Regions from separate parts of the Homo sapiens genome. Here region 1 is linked to region 2. Evidence: chromatin contacts called from ENCODE Hi-C or POLR2A ChIA-PET data. All regions are on one chromosome and are shown on one strand. Each heading gives the region's core, a stretch centred on a gene start or an enhancer-like site at or near the end of the contact. The rest is flanking DNA. Distances are from core to core; before and after follow the strand shown.

Region 1 (5,013 bases), core at 900-3,399, 76 kb after region 2:
ACAGCTTATAAAAGCTGATGCTAGAAGCACACACCTGGAACTGCCTCATATTCCAACTGACAAGTTCCCTGGGGTTTGCTGTTGTACCTAGACTTCAGATTGTACCAGCAACCACAATGGTGTTTACTGAGCCCTTTCTAAGAGTAAGGCACTGAAATAAGTTCCATCCAAGATATCATCCCAATCTTTGTGAAATTTTATGAACTTTAGCAGTCCATCCAGTGCCTCCATGATATTAAAAGTTTTTTTCCTTCTCTGGCTGTCTCTGTACTTCAGGTAAACTCTATTTTAGCATCTATTGTATAATAAGTTTTACATGCGTGTTCCAGTGCCAAAAATCCTCCTCTCTCTCCCTGCAAAAGGAAAAGAAAGAAAAGAGAAGTAAGGAAGAATGAGGAAAGGTGAGCGAGGGAGAATGGATGAAAGATTTACTGGCCCAATAAGAGACTGATATATGAGTAGCTGCTATGCCAGGTATTTTCACTAATTCCAGTAATCAATTTTGGGTTGGATTCCTTCTCTAAAGGCTGAGGCATTTTCTAATCTTGAGTTACACTAGAACATCAAAAAGTTTATTTTGCTGACATTTCTAAATTAATAAAGATTTTTAGCAGTATGGGACATTTTCCCCTTTCTTTGCCTATTGAAGGTGCCCAGTTTTCTTCTTTGAATAGGGTTCCATTCTTTTTTCCTTAGATTGAAATGCAGCATGCTTTTCTCCCTCATCTAAATCTGCTAGTCTAATAACAGCCTGTGAAGCAAGTTACACCATTCTGAGCACTTCCCACTGGACTGATATAAGGTAGGTAATCAGCACTTAGCATCTCCAATCTAGTGGAGTATCTAAATAGCTCTATCTTTTCCAGTTAACCTTTTCCATTACTGAAAAGCAACAAACAAACAAAATCTTGGCTACTGCTGATTAATATAGGCAGACTCAAATAATTATGGCAATCTACAATCATAACAAATATTAGAACAACCATCAGGTGTGGGAACTACTGAATCCCAGACCAGAAACACATGTACCCCCAAATTAGGAAAGAGACAACTTGTACTATAAACTCAGGATCAAAATCCAACTTTTTTACCTCCAGAGAGGGAAGGAATTTCAAGGCTTTCCAAAGAAAATGCCCTCTTCTTACATAATCCCCTTCCCTCATCAAGGTATCACCCTGCAAAATATCTGATGCTGTGAGAATGTATAAAGAAACAGACACCTTGAAGTACTTACAGAAAGAAATGCATGTACAGGAAGACCTGGGCATTACTTTTAAGGTGTGTGTACTTACGATGTGACAAAACTGGTATGGTTTTAAAATCCTGTCAGATACTTTTAGTTCTTTGCTAACACAGTTCTAAATAATCCTCTGTACTAAAAGCATGAGTCATTTGTGTTCCTGTAAATAAGTCAAACATCATATATCCACCAGAAAAATAGCAAATTTTACTCAATAAGGCTCCCAGTACGCTAGTAAAGTAGTCTTTTCTTATTGCTTCATTACAGGAAGCCTTACTTGAATGTACATTCCTAAACAAGGTGAAAGGAGAGCTGTGTGTGCTGTTTATTTATACAGAAGATGTTTGCCCTAGCTACTAACCTACATTACTAAACAACTTTTCCCAAAACCAACATTTGAGAGAGCACTGTGAATTTATTAAGAAAAAAGCAACATAATACAAAGCTTAAACAAAGTGAAACTGGCCATTTAAAACTAAAATTCCTAATTTATTCTGAGAAAAAAATTCTCAAATTGTGAAAAATATTAATGTCAAGAATAAAAATAAGATTTAGAGGCCCATAATTTATTATTAGAAACATCATGTTTGCTAACTAAAATCTGGTTTCAAGTTGTAGCACTGATACAATTTTGGCCACTTTGGAAAACAATTTTTTTCTATTAATTTTTGCAAAGAAAAAACACTACGCACAACAGAGAATACCTTACAATATAGGTTACTGCATCTTACAGCCTGTAATGCTGGTATAACAATAAAACTTAAACTACCCATTTCAAATACTACTTAAAAAATAGTATCAATCCAAGACAAAGATTCTATGCTCCTCTGGAGTTTGTTACAACAAAACCTGGCCTGTATCTGTAATTCTTTTCGTTGAAAGTGCTATGTAATAGTTTTGGATTAAGGTGGGTAATCTTCCTCACTTCTTAAAGGTAGTGACTAAATTTTACTCATCCTCTAAAATCTTGCATTCAGAAGCACAGTTAGTTTACTTTAATCAGTAGTTACAAATATAGATGAGTCATTTTATGTACTAAACTTTTATGTACATTTTTTCCAGTTCTAGTACTTCCCTATATCACAAAATCAGAGAAACAAAATCAGAGAAAATAAAACCAGTGGGTTTAGAAAAGGAGATAAAGGGTAAAGGCAATGGCATTAACTTATTCTAAATGCTGCCAAATTTTTAAATATAATGTTCCTTGCAACATTTTCTCCTTCTATAAGGTAGGATACTAGGCTTTTTTTTTTTTTTTTTAACCATTCAACATTTTCATTGTCAACTAAAAATGTTTTGTAATCCCTCATTTTAGAAATGTCTAAAGTCTTAACTATGGAGTAAATGTACGTGATCATGGACAGTTACTTAAAGACTATTAGCTTAAAAAAAGACAAAAAAATACATAGAACCCCATGCTAAAAAAAAGTCCTTTTATAGCCATTCAATTTGATTTATTCACTTAAAATTGGTTTTATAAGATTATACGCTCTTAGAAACAGAAGAGTAGCAGCATTGCATTTACCTGGTTCTTCACATTAACTAGCTATACAGTAGATCCTGTAAGTGTGTAAATATAGTGGGAAAACACATATAAAGAAATAAGGGTGGACATATTTTGCTTTGGTTTCTCTAAAGCTATTCTAAGCATTACAGAAACAAATTTACACTTACCTTGGTGAAGAACTTTCATGTCATTATTGGATCCTTTCAATACCACATGTAATGTTGGATACTCAATGATCACTTTGTTCCTCAAATTGTCTAGGAGACTTTTATAAGGATCTAGTTCATAATATCTTATTAATAAAAAAAAACAAAAAACCAGGAAACACTCTTAATATTCAAAATTACTAATAGATAAATATATGAGAGTATTTTACATTAAAAATTTTTTAAAGGTGATGACAATTCAGTAGTTACTTCCTTATAGCATAGTAAGTTTAATACCTTCTAAGAAAGGCAGGTACAAGAGCTATTATTATAGAGGTTCTAAAACTAAATAAAAAAAAATCAAATATTCTGACATTAGGAAAGCTCTAAAACAAGTTACTAATTTTCTTTTTCTTTTTTTGATATGGAGTCTCGCTTTGTTGCCCAGGCTGGAGTGCAGTGGCACAATCTCGGCTCACTGCAACCTCCATCTCCCAGGCTCAAGCGATTCTCCTGCCTCAGCCTCCCAAGTAGCTGGGACTATAGGTGCGTGCCACCATGCCTGGCTAATTTTTTTTGTATTTTTAGTAGAGACGGGGTTTCACAGTGTTAGCTAGGATGGTCTCGATCTCCTGACCTCGTAATCTGCCTGCCTTGGCCTCCCAAAGTGCTGGGATTACAGGCGTGAGCCACCATGACCAGCCTACAAGTTATCAATTTTCATACCAAGAAATAGTTAAAGACTCTTATATAATATTTATGTTGGCCGGGCACGGTGGCTCACACCTGTAATCCCAGCACTTTGGGAGGTCAAGGTGGGTGGATCACCTGAGGTTGGGAGTTTGAGACCAGCGTGACCAACATGGAGAATCCCCATCTCTACTAAAAATACAAAATTAGCTCGGCATGGTGGCACATGCCTGTAATCACAGCTACTCGGGAGGCTGAGGTGGGAGAATCGCTTGAATCCAGGAGGCGGAGGCTGCAGTAAGCCAAGATCGTGCCACTGCACTCCAGCCTGGGCAAGAAGAGTGAAACTCTGCCTCAAAAAAATAAAAAAATAAAATAATAATAATATTTATGTTGTTATTTTTCTTGAATAAAAGAATGATGAGCTAACTATTTGAATTCCTCAAATATATTTATTTTGAGCCTTAAAGACAACCAATCACCTTATGACAATTTCTAGTAACATGGCAATAAAATAACTGGTTACAAAATTGGCTTTTGGAAAAAAGTCAATTATTCTAATTATAACTGGTTTCCAGAAATTTATATTGCCATGTAAAATTTAAGAAATACAGAGTTTATCGTGACATAGCTGCCAAATGTGTCACAGGTAATTAGATGCTAATGGTCATTAAAGCATGAAATTCTCAAATCATTACTTTAAAAAAATAAGTCTGAGGTGGCTGAAAATGCATCCCCAGAACATTCATTCTTGCTTGCTTTCTGGGGTGGGAGTGAAAGGGGTGGAATTCTAGCTAGCTCACTAGCGGGTACATATGAGAATATGTTGGCATGTTAATGTCATTTCATGTCAAAGAAGAAAAAGCTGAGAACATGTCAACCAGTCTAGTGCAGAAGTTCTCCAGCATTTTTATTCATCTCTACCAATGACAGGTGATATTCACATGCAAAACACATATCTCATGAGATCCAGCCTAATGGCTGTAACTCCATCCTTTTATCTCCTGCTCAAAAAAGCACACTGGAACACAAGTGATCAAGAGTGAGGTTATCATTGGGATACATTTAAATTTGCTGTAATTTTAAGAGTAAATCATTCACAAACTTTGGTATTTCTTAATTAGTAAAAAATTATCTGCACCATAATCATAGCTGAGTAAGACATGCAGGACACTCATTAAGAAATGTGATGTAGTGATTTCTCCATGTTCTGAGTTTGTCTCACGCAATCGTTTTCAAATCAGGAAAAATATAAAAGTGCTTAACAAAATGCAGAGCCAAGCTTACTAAAGTTAGAGAACAACTGTAAAACCAAAACTTTACTTATGCTTCCCTGACCACACACCCCAGCCTGGAATTATTCTTTTTAAAATTGCAGAATATTCTTTATGTTGAAAAGAAACTTGAAATGCAAAATACTGTTTTTCTAA
Region 2 (4,919 bases), core at 1,319-3,818:
ACTCTAGTGTCTCCCGCTCCCACACCTCCTGGCCCTGTTGCTCCAGCTTCCCACCCCCATCCCACAACACACCCCCTGCTTTAAATGGGCAGCTGACGGTAAGGTTCTCTAAATTTCTCTTCTGGGGCAAACTCATCCTCAAGATTCCCCAGTTGAAGTCCAGAAACAAACCCACACACCCTTGTTAAAAAAACTTTAATGTGATTTTAAAGGAATCTCTGGAATGGCGTGTGTTTGAACGCAGTGCGGCAGACTGGATCTCTGCCGTCCCCCATCCCCAACCTCCAATTAAGGTATATACGGCCAGTTGGATGATCCACTGTGCTTTTATTTTAAATCATGATGGACAGATTGCGTGAAAAACAAGGAATTCCAAAGAATTTCCTGCTCTGGGAAGAGAAGTTAAATCTATATTTAACAACATTTGAAGCTGTCAAGAATGCTTTGTGGTTGGATAACAGAGGCAGAAAAATGTTAAAAACGCAGGCTACTGCTATACCCAAATATGGAAATATTGTTACGTCTGGTGTCTGATTCACCATCTGGAAATACTTACAACCATGAAGTCAAATAGAAAAGACGCCACAACAGAAGCCAGGAACCCTCCTCTCCATTCTCTCTCTAGTTCAACCAGTACTGTCCCTGCACCCCTCCTCCCCCCTCCCGCCCCCCGTCACTTCATTAAGAAGGAAACAATAATGAAATGATAAGGCAGGAAAAACAGTGTTTTGTAAATAATAATTGATGTATTAACCTGTGTACGTGTTGGGCCCACACTTTCCTCACTGTATTTGCATAACACCTGACAATCCATTGTCTTGAAAAGTCTCCCACCCCTAACCCTCTAACAGAGCTTTAGAGATCCCACTCCCTCTAGCAAATGCTGCTTCCATTTATGAAAGGGCACTTTGGAATGAATGAAACTGAACTCCTTCCTGCAAGAATTCTCTTCACTGGAGTGTGTTTTCATCCTGACAGATTCTCATTGTGCTTATCAGGAAAGTCAGCATTAGCACTAAGGGCCTTTTCAAGCAAGACTGCTAAATTATGAAGTCTGAATAGCCTTAAACATTAAAAAGGATAAGTAGTTATCCTAGAGCATATGAGTCTTACATGATAATTTTTATTAAAATTATGCAAAAAGTTTTTGAAACTTGCAGGGAAAGTTTATCAATCACACTAATGGTATTGGTGATGTTCAAGTAAATTGTCTTGTGGTGGGGTCTTCTACTGAGTGTGTTGCAAGTAGAACGGGATCTTAAAATCTGCTGACATTTTTACTGCAAAATATTACATCCTAAATCTCTTTTCTGTACTTGGAGAGAAGGGCATTGCAATTCATTTAAAATGGGAGGCTTCCAGTGGTCCCTAGGAAAGGAGTTAAAAACCCCACAAAATGTCCAGCTTGAAGGAGTCTGCTTTTCCCAGAGATTCATAGGGCACAATGGTCCTGGAATCTGGTTTGGCCTTGCGGTCTTTGCAGGTGATGATTTCAGGCCACTCCACGGTGGTCTCCTGCACTTCTGGCTGGCTGCTTGGTTAGCATAGCCTCCTGCCCGCGGAGGGAGGCGGGAAGGGCTTACCCCGTCTCCTGCATCCGTGAGGAAGTATAAGTCAGCCTCCCGGAGAACTCCCCGCGTTCGTTTCCTCTCGGACTTCCAACCCAGGCAGTGGGCTGGAACTAAAGTGGGAACCTCCAAAAACAAACAAGTACAACATACCCAAAAGAGGGAAGGGCTGGAGGAGTGGGGGAGACCTCTGCCTGGGAATTTGCCAGACGATGGGCAAGTTTCCCCCCGCCCCACCCCCCCCCCGCCTTTTCATTCATAAATGCCACTGTGGGTATTAATTTGCAATTCACTGAACTTTGCTAATAAACATCATGCCAAAGCTTTGGGACTTGTTCCGAACACGCCTCTTTGAAGTCCACAAATATTCCTGACTCAGAGACACACTCCTCTTCCCCGTTCTACTCTTTCAACAGATAACTTGCCTCTCACCTTCGCTGTAAAAAAGCAAACAGCTCACTGCCTTCCCGGGTGAGGGCTTCAGTGGCTGCCCGGTCAACTCGCATCACCAAACAAAACGACTTTTGTTCCTCCCTCTCAGGTCCTCCCACCCACCCAGTCCAGGCAAAGTTCTGAACTGGCCCCCCTCGCCCCTCACGACCCTCCAACTACCATCACCACCATCACGCCCCAAAGAACCCTTCCCAACATAAGTCGTAATTTAAGGTGGAAAAAACGAACTGTTTTCTTGACGGGTCTGGGACACACACACACACACACACACACACACACACACCCCCCGAACTGTTTTCTTGACGGGTCTGGGAGACAGACACACACACAGACACACACACACACACACACACACACACACACACACACACACACACACACACACAAAGGTGCAATGGAGCCAGGGGAGGCGCTTGGCAGCAGCCCGCGCCAACCAGCATTCCTGAGATGTTTGAGAATTCTGGAACGCGCAGACAGAGCCGACGTCACTGCAACACGCGGCGCCTCCGCCGGCCCGTATAAAAGGCGGGCTCCGGGGCGCCTGGGCAGACCGCGAGCGAGAGCGCCCCCGAGCAGCGCCCGCGCCCTCCGCGCCTTCTCCGCCGGGACCTCGAGCGAAAGACGCCCGCCCGCCGCCCAGCCCTCGCCTCCCTGCCCACCGGGCCCACCGCGCCGCCACCCCGACCCCGCTGCGCACGGCCTGTCCGCTGCACACCAGCTTGTTGGCGTCTTCGTCGCCGCGCTCGCCCCGGGCTACTCCTGCGCGCCACAATGAGCTCCCGCATCGCCAGGGCGCTCGCCTTAGTCGTCACCCTTCTCCACTTGACCAGGCTGGTGAGTTGGACTCTCCTTTTGCCACCTATTCCCCGTCCGCTCTCCAGCCCCTTCCCCTGGTCCCAGATTGCCCACGGCAGGAAAAGTTAAAAAGTTCGCGATCGTTTGCGGGTAGCCGTTTCTTTAAGCACTCTCCCCCTCCCCCCGAAGACGTGTCGGGACCTCTTGGTGGGAGCAGCCTTCCGAGGTGGCCGGGCTGGACGAGATCAGAGGCTCCCCGTCGATAGGGTCGGAGACCCCCGTCCCTCACTGCGGCAGCCGCGGCGCCCCTCCTGCGCACCGCGCCGAGTCTCACGCGTATCTTCTCCCCCTTCCAGGCGCTCTCCACCTGCCCCGCTGCCTGCCACTGCCCCCTGGAGGCGCCCAAGTGCGCGCCGGGAGTCGGGCTGGTCCGGGACGGCTGCGGCTGCTGTAAGGTCTGCGCCAAGCAGCTCAACGAGGACTGCAGCAAAACGCAGCCCTGCGACCACACCAAGGGGCTGGAATGCAACTTCGGCGCCAGCTCCACCGCTCTGAAGGGGATCTGCAGAGGTAAGATGCTTGTGGTTTGGCCCCTTTAAAAAAAATACTAGTCCCCATAGTCCAGAAGTTTAGTAATTCTGAGACCATGTATGGTGATGCTTTGTTGTTGGTAGCTTGGCAGAAAGGCACATGATTTCAGCAGTCTGGAATGCAATTCAGTGTGTCTGGGCCCAACGAAAGCGCATACGGAAAAGTGATTCCTGACTAACTTATTGTTCTGGTCTGGAGTCTCCGGGGAATTGTAGGGAACTTTACCATAAATTGAATTTAACAGCAGAAAATATGTATGAGTTTCAGGCGGTGGTTTGGAATCTTAACTTTATCCCCTTCTACCTTTCTCTTTTGGTGATCTTTGCAGCTCAGTCAGAGGGCAGACCCTGTGAATATAACTCCAGAATCTACCAAAACGGGGAAAGTTTCCAGCCCAACTGTAAACATCAGTGCACATGTATTGATGGCGCCGTGGGCTGCATTCCTCTGTGTCCCCAAGAACTATCTCTCCCCAACTTGGGCTGTCCCAACCCTCGGCTGGTCAAAGTTACCGGGCAGTGCTGCGAGGAGTGGGTCTGTGACGAGGATAGTATCAAGGACCCCATGGAGGACCAGGACGGCCTCCTTGGCAAGGAGCTGGGATTCGATGCCTCCGAGGTGGAGTTGACGAGAAACAATGAATTGATTGCAGTTGGAAAAGGCAGCTCACTGAAGCGGCTCCCTGGTAAGTGGAGACTGAGCACTTCAGACACTGTACTGAGATGCATTTCTGGTCTAAATCTTTGTAGAAATGAGTGCTTGAGCCTGTTTGTGTCGGTATGCCTCTGAGAAGTCTTCCCTCTTATATGTCTCTAGTTTTTGGAATGGAGCCTCGCATCCTATACAACCCTTTACAAGGCCAGAAATGTATTGTTCAAACAACTTCATGGTCCCAGTGCTCAAAGACCTGTGGAACTGGTATCTCCACACGAGTTACCAATGACAACCCTGAGTGCCGCCTTGTGAAAGAAACCCGGATTTGTGAGGTGCGGCCTTGTGGACAGCCAGTGTACAGCAGCCTGAAAGTAAGTTCCTTCAGGGACGTGTAGACTGTTGCCTGGCAGGTGGGTGGGATGTGAACATCTTTTTGAAGAAAGAGAAATATCACCCCTAACTTTCCTTCTCTCCTTTCTCTTACAGAAGGGCAAGAAATGCAGCAAGACCAAGAAATCCCCCGAACCAGTCAGGTTTACTTACGCTGGATGTTTGAGTGTGAAGAAATACCGGCCCAAGTACTGCGGTTCCTGCGTGGACGGCCGATGCTGCACGCCCCAGCTGACCAGGACTGTGAAGATGCGGTTCCGCTGCGAAGATGGGGAGACATTTTCCAAGAACGTCATGATGATCCAGTCCTGCAAATGCAACTACAACTGCCCGCATGCCAATGAAGCAGCGTTTCCCTTCTACAGGCTGTTCAATGACATTCACAAATTTAGGGACTAAATGCTACCTGGGTTTCCAGGGCACACCTAGACAAACAAGGGAGAAGAGTGTCAGAATCAGAATCATGGA

Evidence for each region. A loop is a pair of places that touch in the nucleus more often than their neighbours do. ChIA-PET counts read pairs that join two places held with the same protein, here RNA polymerase II (POLR2A).
Region 1: a loop to region 2 is called in a map of heart left ventricle, with 2.0 times the contacts of the local background. The contact joins the enhancer-like site here to the promoter of CCN1 in region 2. A Hi-C loop is called at or near these places in 3 of 168 maps with a recorded cell type or tissue (HepG2, PC-3 and heart left ventricle) and 1 of 37 single-sample maps with no recorded cell type. POLR2A ChIA-PET finds 5 or more read pairs at or near these places in 10 of 52 experiments (BJ, H1, HEK293T and 5 more).

The regions. Positions count from the first base shown.
Region 1 is chr1:85,654,933-85,659,945 of GRCh38, forward strand. It overlaps ZNHIT6 (zinc finger HIT-type containing 6), which reads right to left. Exons shown (of 10, transcript NM_017953.4): 9 at 2,915-3,039. Among named protein-coding and RNA genes, the nearest start is that of ZNHIT6, 51 kb to the right of the region's middle. Within about 2 kb of position 2,150, at least 2 of the 41 ENCODE cell types and tissues checked have a DNase peak (open chromatin) inside an H3K27ac peak, as active enhancers do; they include PC-3 and Panc1, where a contact is called at or near this core.
Region 2 is chr1:85,578,193-85,583,111 of GRCh38, forward strand. It overlaps CCN1 (cellular communication network factor 1), which reads left to right and starts at 2,569. Exons shown (of 5, transcript NM_001554.5): 1 at 2,569-2,855; 2 at 3,173-3,386; 3 at 3,736-4,092; 4 at 4,224-4,432; 5 at 4,548-4,919. The coding sequence starts at 2,793. The coding sequence ends at 4,850. It also overlaps a transcript of DDAH1 not described here. RefSeq lists enhancers at 2,137-2,659, 2,390-2,439, 3,706-4,227 and silencers at 2,550-2,679, 3,110-3,169, 3,180-3,229, 3,240-3,289.